Linked DNA regions of Mus musculus: all the other regions are linked to region 2. Evidence: chromatin loops called from intact Hi-C (ENCODE). Cell type or tissue: heart. All regions are shown on one strand. Region 1 holds the start of Ip6k1 (inositol hexaphosphate kinase 1). Region 2 holds the start of Amigo3 (adhesion molecule with Ig like domain 3). Region 3 holds the start of Inka1 (inka box actin regulator 1).

Region 1 (2,500 bases), 50 kb before region 2:
TTAACCACTGAACCATCTCTCTTAATGGGGTGTCTATCAAAAGAAGAGTGTTAGAGACTTCAGTTTCAGCAGCCTGAGCGGCTATAAGTGTTTTTTCCTGAGTACTTGGCTTACTCTAAGAGCTTATTAAGTCTGTTTCTTGTTCATCTTCATTTTATAGACAGAGCAACTAAAGAGAAGCTAAAGCTCAAAGTTCTCAGAGTTAGGGCGTTTTGGTGTGGGACCAGGTGCTGTGATGTATCCTAACCTTGAAGCCAAAAGCCCCGGGTTAGGTGTCTACTTATGGAGAACAAGGGATGGTCATTTTCGGACTCATAGTTTGCCTTGGAGATAGATCATGATAGCCAAGGGCAAAAAGACACTGTGTCACAGGAACTTAACGGTGCTCTGAGGCAAATAAGAGCGATCACTATGTGCTGAGACTTGAGCTGGTTGCAGATTGAATTCTTATGCAAAATAAGCCGGGGAAAGGGGAAGCCGAAATCGAAGAGGTAGCACAGACGGCTGTGCCTCGGGACTGGTGAGAGACAACGCTGGGAGACGCTTAGAAAACACTAACTCCGGAGCTAGAAGAGTAGAAGGACCCATCGCCACCACTTCCTAAGACTGTGTGACCTTGGCTCAGGCTCTTTTCTGCGCCTCAGTTTCCTCACCAGTTAACTAGGGACGATCCCAAGCACAGAGGCAGGGGACAAAGCAAATACCGTACCTATGACATTCCCTAAGTGTGTGCGAGAGGATGATAAACGCTGCCAGCTCAAAACCGAAACGATTGCGCAGGTGAGAAAACGAAGGGCTCTCCAGCATCACCCCCATCGCTGCTAAAAGCTCCACTGCTAGCAAACCTGAGAATGGCGCGCATGCGTCAATTCCTGCCGTCACAGTCACGTGCCCCAGGCATTCTGCACGAGAGGCACGCCCTGACTGACGGAACAGTTGACGAATCAACGCGAAGAACTCCTTCAGGCGTCCCAAGAAGAGGCTATTGATTGGAGATAACCTCAGTTAGGGGCGGGTTCTTTGCTGTCCTTGGTTACTATGACGCCCGGCCCCCGCCCCCTCGGCTGGCCGCCATCTTGTTGTTGATCCGTACCCAGTGGGCAGCGCCAGGAGCTGGACCGAGCGGCCGGTGAGGGGCCGCTGCTGCGGGGCTCAGCCACCAGCGCCGCCTGCCAGGGGGGCGGGCCGAGACCTGGAGGCCCGGGGGGCCCAGCTCCCGTGGGGAGCCTTGGGCGCCCGCTGCCCGAGTCGGGCCGGTGAGTGACAGGAGTCGGGCCAAAAGACCCGCCCGACACCCACGGCGAGGGTGGCGGCGGGCGCGGGGTTGTTGCTGGCGCGCGTAGGTAGGGTCGGGACTTGGGGCGAGCATCACTGGAACATCATTCCAGCATCCTGGTTGGCCTTCCGCCGAGCCTCCCAGATGTTGACACGGAGGCTGGGTGGGCAGCCCGGGTGGAGGTCGGAGAGCCCTGAGCCCTGGGACCGGCCGGCGGGGTACCGGGAAACCTGCCTTTCAGACCGAATCCCTGGGTGCCTGAGAGCCGGCGTGCTGAGACGTGGTTGCTGCCAGCTCGTTCTCCCGGCCGTAACGTTCCTCCAAATCAGCGATAAACGTTACGTCGCTCTTAAGATTTCATACTCCTGCGAGTAAATTTTCAGGCCGCTTGAGACTAAGATGAGACGAAACAGGCCTAAAATGCCTTCTGAGCCAAGGAGGGTGGTATCGGGGCCCTGTGCTTTTGGTAGGGCTATGATCCTCTGCCTGGCATCACCGAGATCCCTCGGCGTCTTCCGTGCTCTTCAGGGCTCACTGTTTACTGCTTCTTGAAGAACCTAGCTAAATGTCCACAGTGGCAGAGTTTTATTTGGGGTATAAGTTGTTTGGTGCTCGACTTGGAGTATGTGGTTTAGGAGGATAAGGATGATGATGATTTGATTAATTTTGTCTCTTAAAGAGACAGTCCGTTAGGAGACGTAGGAGTGTTGGGACTATTAAAAACAAAAACTGAACTAGGGTATGGGAGCTCATGCACTAGGCTGAAGGAGGAGGATTGCCATGGGTTGCGGGCGGGCCAGGCAGAGCTACCTAGCAAGACCCTGTCTGCAGACAAAAGCAGAGCTGAAAGCTGTTGATGCTTGATGAAAACAGCGAGTCAAGCTTAGAGTCAAGATGGAGGCGGGGCTGGCAATCCCCAAAAGAGTATGCAGCTCTAGAAAGGGTCCTGGCTGCTGTAAATCACATTTTTACCCAGGGTCCCTTAGGTTCGCCACACAGGTGTCTTGTATGTTGTCGTCATATGAAACCCACAAAAGACGATTAAGGAGGCCAAGCAGGAGGTGTGCTCGTAATGTCTGTTAGGATCATGCCTCCTCTGAACGTTTAATTTTGGGAGAAACCAGCACCCTGGGCTGGAGATGATACCTTTGGGAGACTGGGCTGAATGCAGCCGGCCGAGGCAGCAAGTTGTGAGGAGAGGGGACTTGAGTAGTATTTATGCAT
Region 2 (2,500 bases):
CTTCTGGTGGGGACAGACATGGACAGGACCCTGCTGGGTGTAACCCACAAGCCCCCACTCCCTCAAGAAGAGCGGGCCCAGGGCTGTTTGGAATAATAATTTAATGCTCACTGTAGCCTGGACTGGAAGTCAAGCTCAGGCTCCCACCAGCGAGGCTACACACAGGCAGATGGGTGGGTGGAAGTGGTAAGAGTGAGGGTGATGGGTAAACAGGGCCCGGTCTGCGGCTGATGGCGGAGCTTCCAGGATGGCCTAGGCAGCTGAGGACATGGCGCTTGTGTTGGCTGCCTTGTCCCAGTCCTCTACAGATACAATGGTGGCTTTGCAGAAGAAGCAGTCCTTGTTGTTCATCAGGTGCTGGTTGATGCAGGCTCTACAAGAGGGGAGGGAAGGAGTGCTACCTCGTGCGTCCTAATTTGCCTCCCCAAGTCCATGGGGCCCACTTACTTGCAGGATTTGTGACCACAAGGCTGGAACACAGCAGAGATGGGGTGGGCGTAGCAGATTGGGCAGAGGTCCTCTTCATTGGTGGGCTACAGGGCAGAGTGGAGGAGTTGGGCTGGGATCCTTACCCCTGTCCTGGTGTTTACAGATTAGTAAAACGGCCTCTGTTATGCCACACTCACCAGGGAGGCGGCGGCCGCCTGGGCAGATGCAGCGGTCAGGTGAGCCAGCATCTGTTCCACCTGGGCCAGCTCCTCAGCGCTGATATAATCTGTATCTGCATCAGTAGTAGGTAGCATCAGGGCCCCTGTCGTCTGAGAACTCAGTGCCTCTTGAATACTCCCAGGCAGGGAATTTGCTATTGAGGATCCTGAAACTCTTCCCTGACCTGACCCACCCGCTGGTTCACTTACAACTCTGTAGAGAGAAGCGTTTCCGGTCAGGGGCAGGCAAGGTAGTGCCAGGTGCTAGGGGCTCTGGCTGCCCCAGGAGATAGCATATGGAACGAAGCTGGAAGCAGGGATCAGCCAGGAGCACAGAGGTGGCTTGCTCTGTCCTAGGTAGGGGAGGGTGCATAGGTCGTAGGAAGGCTTTGAGCCTGTGTGAACATTTTCTCCACGTGGGACAGATGAATATCCAGAGGCCTCGCTCATTATTATGCCTCCACTCTCCCCCCTATTACTTACCAACCCTCCCAGGTGTTTGGTCCCACATGACCTGAATACCAGTTTAAAGAGAAGGGTGCTATTGATAAAAAGGTGCTTGCTACCAGCTATGGTAACTTGGGTCTGATCCCCAGAACCTCACAAGTCGTCGTCCGACGTCTGCACGAATGCTCACATACACAGACATAAGTAAATCTAAGAGAGCAGCAAGGACTCCACCTACCCCATTACACACCAATCCTCTGAGGGCTGAAGGCATTCTCCCCTAAGTCCTTTTGCTCTTCAAGAGGGAAGTCAGGCTTCCAGCCAAGCAGACTGGGACACTGGGGCCCTCTGGTGGCCACACTGGCTTTTTAAGTGCCAAGAGATGTGGCTGCTCCGCCCCTTAACAGCAGGAGCCAATGGGAACTTAGGTCCCCGCCCCTGAGCGGTCATTTCCTAGCTAGTACTTAGAATCCAGTCAGAAAGCTCTTGGAGAAGCTAGAAGAAGGGCTGCGGGCCCCACCTCACAACCCAGACCAGAAGAGCAGGAGAAGCCGGCTGGGCAGGGGGAGCCAGCGTTGTGCCTCTCGAGCCATGGGCCATAGGGAACCACAATCCGCAAGCCTGTGCAGAAGTAGGTGAGTCTTGGAGCTGTTGACCTGCACTGAGCTGTCCCCATATCTTCCCTGGTAGTCACTGGCATGGCCTGGCTAGTGCTATCAGGTATACTACTATGCATGTTGGGTGCTGGATTGGGCACTTCAGACTTGGAGGATGTTCTGCCTCCTGCTCCCCACAACTGCCCCGATATATGCATCTGTGCTGCCGATGTGTTGAGCTGTGCGGGCCGTGGGTTACAGGACTTGCCGGTAGCACTGCCTACCACTGCTGCAGAACTCGATTTGAGCCACAACGCACTCAAACGCCTGCACCCGGGGTGGTTAGCGCCCCTCTCCCGGCTGCGTGCCTTGCACCTAGGCTATAATAAGCTGGAAGTCCTGGGCCATGGTGCGTTCACCAATGCCAGTGGCCTGAGGACACTTGACCTGTCCTCTAATATGTTAAGGATGCTCCATACCCATGACCTGGATGGCCTGGAGGAGCTGGAGAAGTTACTTCTGTTCAATAACAGCCTGATGCACTTGGACCTGGATGCCTTCCAGGGCCTGCGCATGCTTAGCCACCTCTATCTCAGCTGCAACGAGCTCTCCTCTTTCTCTTTCAACCACTTGCACGGTCTGGGGTTAACCCGCCTGCGGACTCTGGACCTCTCCTCCAACTGGCTGAAACATATCTCCATCCCTGAGTTGGCTGCACTGCCAACTTATCTCAAGAACAGGCTCTACCTGCACAACAACCCGCTGCCCTGTGACTGCAGCCTCTACCACCTGCTCCGGCGCTGGCACCAG
Region 3 (2,500 bases), 66 kb before region 2:
GTCAGCACGCGCCACCAGGGCGGGCAGGCAGAGTAGAGGAAGGAGGTACAGGCCAGCCCGTGGTAGGGGATGTCCACAGCAGCACAGCACTTCTTTAGGCCCTGGGTGCTCCCTGTCGGTCCCCAAAAGAAACTTCTCTTCCCCAACTCTCCTTCCCCGCCAACCCCTGCCGCTAGCACGGCCAGCTGGGCGCCTGTTACCTGATGCCCAGAACAATTCCCAACCGTCAGAAACCCGAAGCGGGCCATCTGGGCCATCTGTAGCGCGCTACCCTGCCCCCATCCTGACTCAGATGGGTACCCGGAGTCCACCCGGTTGCCGTTTGTTGTTCCATCCAGGCGGCAGCCACGCACCCCACACACATCTTCACAACCACACCCACTCCAAAGACTCACCAGTTCCCAGCGGAGCTGGCTCAGGAAGCTGTCAAGCCGAGCGCTGTGCATGCTGGTGCTGGTGCTGTACACTCTCCAGGTCGGCCGGCTCACCCGCCGATCACCCGCGGGAGCGGCGCAGAGTGGGCCGGGTCGGCCCGCGGGTGGTGGCGTCCTCACCCTTGCCTTACTCTAAGGCTCCTTGCTCTCGGTAGCTCCCGCCGCTGCCGCCCCAACATCTGGCAGCCGCGCCCCGCCCCTCCCCGGCGCCCTAGCCAATGGAGGCGGGGCAGGATGAAGTTGTCCTGCCCCTTTCAGCCCCGCCCTCCAGCCCCCACTCTGCTGGTGGAGCCCGGCTGTAGTAGCACGGGAGACCAGAGTGCAGCTCAGGACCCCTTTATGTCTCAAAAAGTTTAGTTAACCCGGCTGTAACGCAGTCCCGACACGACCCCCTCCCGCCCCCGCACGTTCGTCCCGTGCAATTTGTCCCCTGGTGAAATAGCGGTTTCTTGTACTGGGGCCCGATGCCACACCCACGTGTGGGCACTTTCTTCTTCTTTTTTGTTTGTTTGTTTGTTTTTTGTTTTCGAGACAGGGTTTCTCTGTGTAGCCCTGGCTGGCCTGGAACTTACTCTGTAGACCAGGCTGGCCTCGAACTCAGAAATCCGCCTGCCTCTGCCTCCCAAGTGCTGGGATTAAAGGCGTGCGCCACCACCGCCCGGCGCGCCTTATCTTCTGATTTGACAAGGTTGTGGCCCACTCGGGGTCTGTCCAGGCTGGCCTTGACCATCCCTGGAAATGATAGGACCGAAATTCCTTCCGGCCGGCGAATAGTCAGTGAAGAGCCTTAAGACAGAGAGAGTAAGGGAATGGCCAAGGCAAAATCCCCTCCACCTTCCCTCCGGCCTGATCTGAGCCGAGATAGGCTGGACCGCCCTCTAGTGGGGATCGCGGGGCTATGGTCTGCATCCTCACTACACCCTCACAATGGCATGCAGGAATGGAAGAGGAAAACTGCTCTTTGGCTCGATTGTTTAAAGCCTTTCCCCTGAGGCCACTCCATAACCAGAGGTACAGTCGAACTGAAGACAGGTTGAATCTATCCTCAGACAAAAAATAACAGGAGAACGAGGACAATGAGTTCAGTTAAGGGATAGAGAACTCTTAAAAAGATATGGCTGATATCAGATCAATCCATTTGAGTCCAGTGAGGAAGGGCATTTTAGGTGAAAGGGTCTGCCAATGTAAAGTATATTGAGGGACAGGGCTAGGCAGACCAAACGAAAGGAAAACACAGATGTGTGTGACGGATGGGTCAGGGGTCTGTGAATGGAGAGAAGTCATCAAAACCATAAGAAGACTTAGGGGAGTCTCTGGGCTTTATTTTTGGTACCATAGAGAGAGCATGGAGCTTTTTAAAAGGAATGACCCAGGCTGTTTTCTGCGAGATACAGTTGTTTTAGGAGAAGAACTCTGCAATCAAAGGAGGTTCTAGCCTTTATCCCAGGCAAGGGTGTGTGTCTGAAAGCCTGGTTCTGAACCCAGAGGGTAATCAGAAGCATCGTTCTAGACTCCAGAATCTAGAGCTAAACTCTAGCCTGACTGATGCAGGTAGGTAAAGCATGGCCTCCAAGTTTCCAGTGTGAACAGCTGGATGGATGGCACTGCCATTAAAATCACCCAGGAGGAAGAAACCTCTGCTTCCCCTTCCCATAGACAGCGCTGCCGGTCACGATGGTGACAAAGACTGAAGAGTACACCAAAGCTGGCCTCACAGCTGTATGGTCCGGTAGAAAGCATGTGGGCCAGATCCAAATAGGCCTGGATTCTCTGTAAAACTGGGATAATCTGTGAATTACAGAGCAGCATGGGAGCTAGCTCTGCACAGCTGTTGAAACTGCTGTCTAAATACTTGGAGCCTTTACCCCCTGGGTGTGGTTCCTTGGTTTTAGTTAGGTGTTTGTTTTGTTTTGTTTTTAAGGACTATGAAACCAGCGAAGGGACCCTCAGCTATGATCTGGTCTGCAGTTAGAAAAACATCACAGGAAGGAAGGGGCGCAGGCAGAAGGACAGCTCTGAAAGCAGAATCTTTTGGCTAGATGCTGTAGGATTTATACACATGTAAC

The links. Peaks named below come from ENCODE experiments on the same cell type or tissue, not always from the same donor. Only the 100,000 strongest peaks of a DNase experiment are listed, where the experiment ranks them.
Region 1: a loop joins it to region 2, with 2.1 times the contacts of the local background. A loop is called at or near these places in 10 of 42 quality-filtered maps.
Region 3: it touches region 2 in a loop (2.4-fold over the local background); 4 of 42 quality-filtered maps call a loop at or near these places.

The regions. Positions count from the first base shown.
Region 1 is chr9:108,001,567-108,004,066 of GRCm38, forward strand. It overlaps Ip6k1 (inositol hexaphosphate kinase 1), which reads left to right and starts at 1,082. Exons shown (of 6, transcript NM_013785.2): 1 at 1,082-1,256. It overlaps 4930535L15Rik (RIKEN cDNA 4930535L15 gene), which reads right to left and starts at 853. Exons shown (of 4, transcript NR_166685.1): 1 at 710-853. In heart, no CTCF peak of the experiment used is centred here; DNase peaks (open chromatin) are centred at 945 and 2,205; H3K4me3 peaks cover 2,500 bases; H3K27ac peaks cover 2,500 bases.
Region 2 is chr9:108,051,588-108,054,087 of GRCm38, forward strand. It overlaps Gmppb (GDP-mannose pyrophosphorylase B), which reads left to right. Exons shown (of 9, transcript NM_177910.4): 9 at 1-333. It overlaps Rnf123 (ring finger protein 123), which reads right to left. Exons shown (of 39, transcript NM_032543.2): 36 at 858-1,000; 37 at 627-721; 38 at 448-533; 39 at 85-373. The coding sequence ends at 253. It overlaps Amigo3 (adhesion molecule with Ig like domain 3), which reads left to right and starts at 1,572. Exons shown (of 1, transcript NM_177275.4): 1 at 1,572-2,500. The coding sequence starts at 1,793. In heart, a CTCF peak has its summit at 1,464 (motif pointing left); DNase peaks (open chromatin) are centred at 114, 434, 1,504 and 2,164; H3K4me3 peaks cover 618 bases; H3K27ac peaks cover 612 bases.
Region 3 is chr9:107,985,302-107,987,801 of GRCm38, forward strand. It overlaps Inka1 (inka box actin regulator 1), which reads right to left and starts at 615. Exons shown (of 2, transcript NM_026597.3): 1 at 396-615. The coding sequence starts at 446. In heart, a CTCF peak has its summit at 1,322 (motif pointing left); DNase peaks (open chromatin) are centred at 20, 510 and 1,280; H3K4me3 peaks cover 1,533 bases; H3K27ac peaks cover 1,765 bases.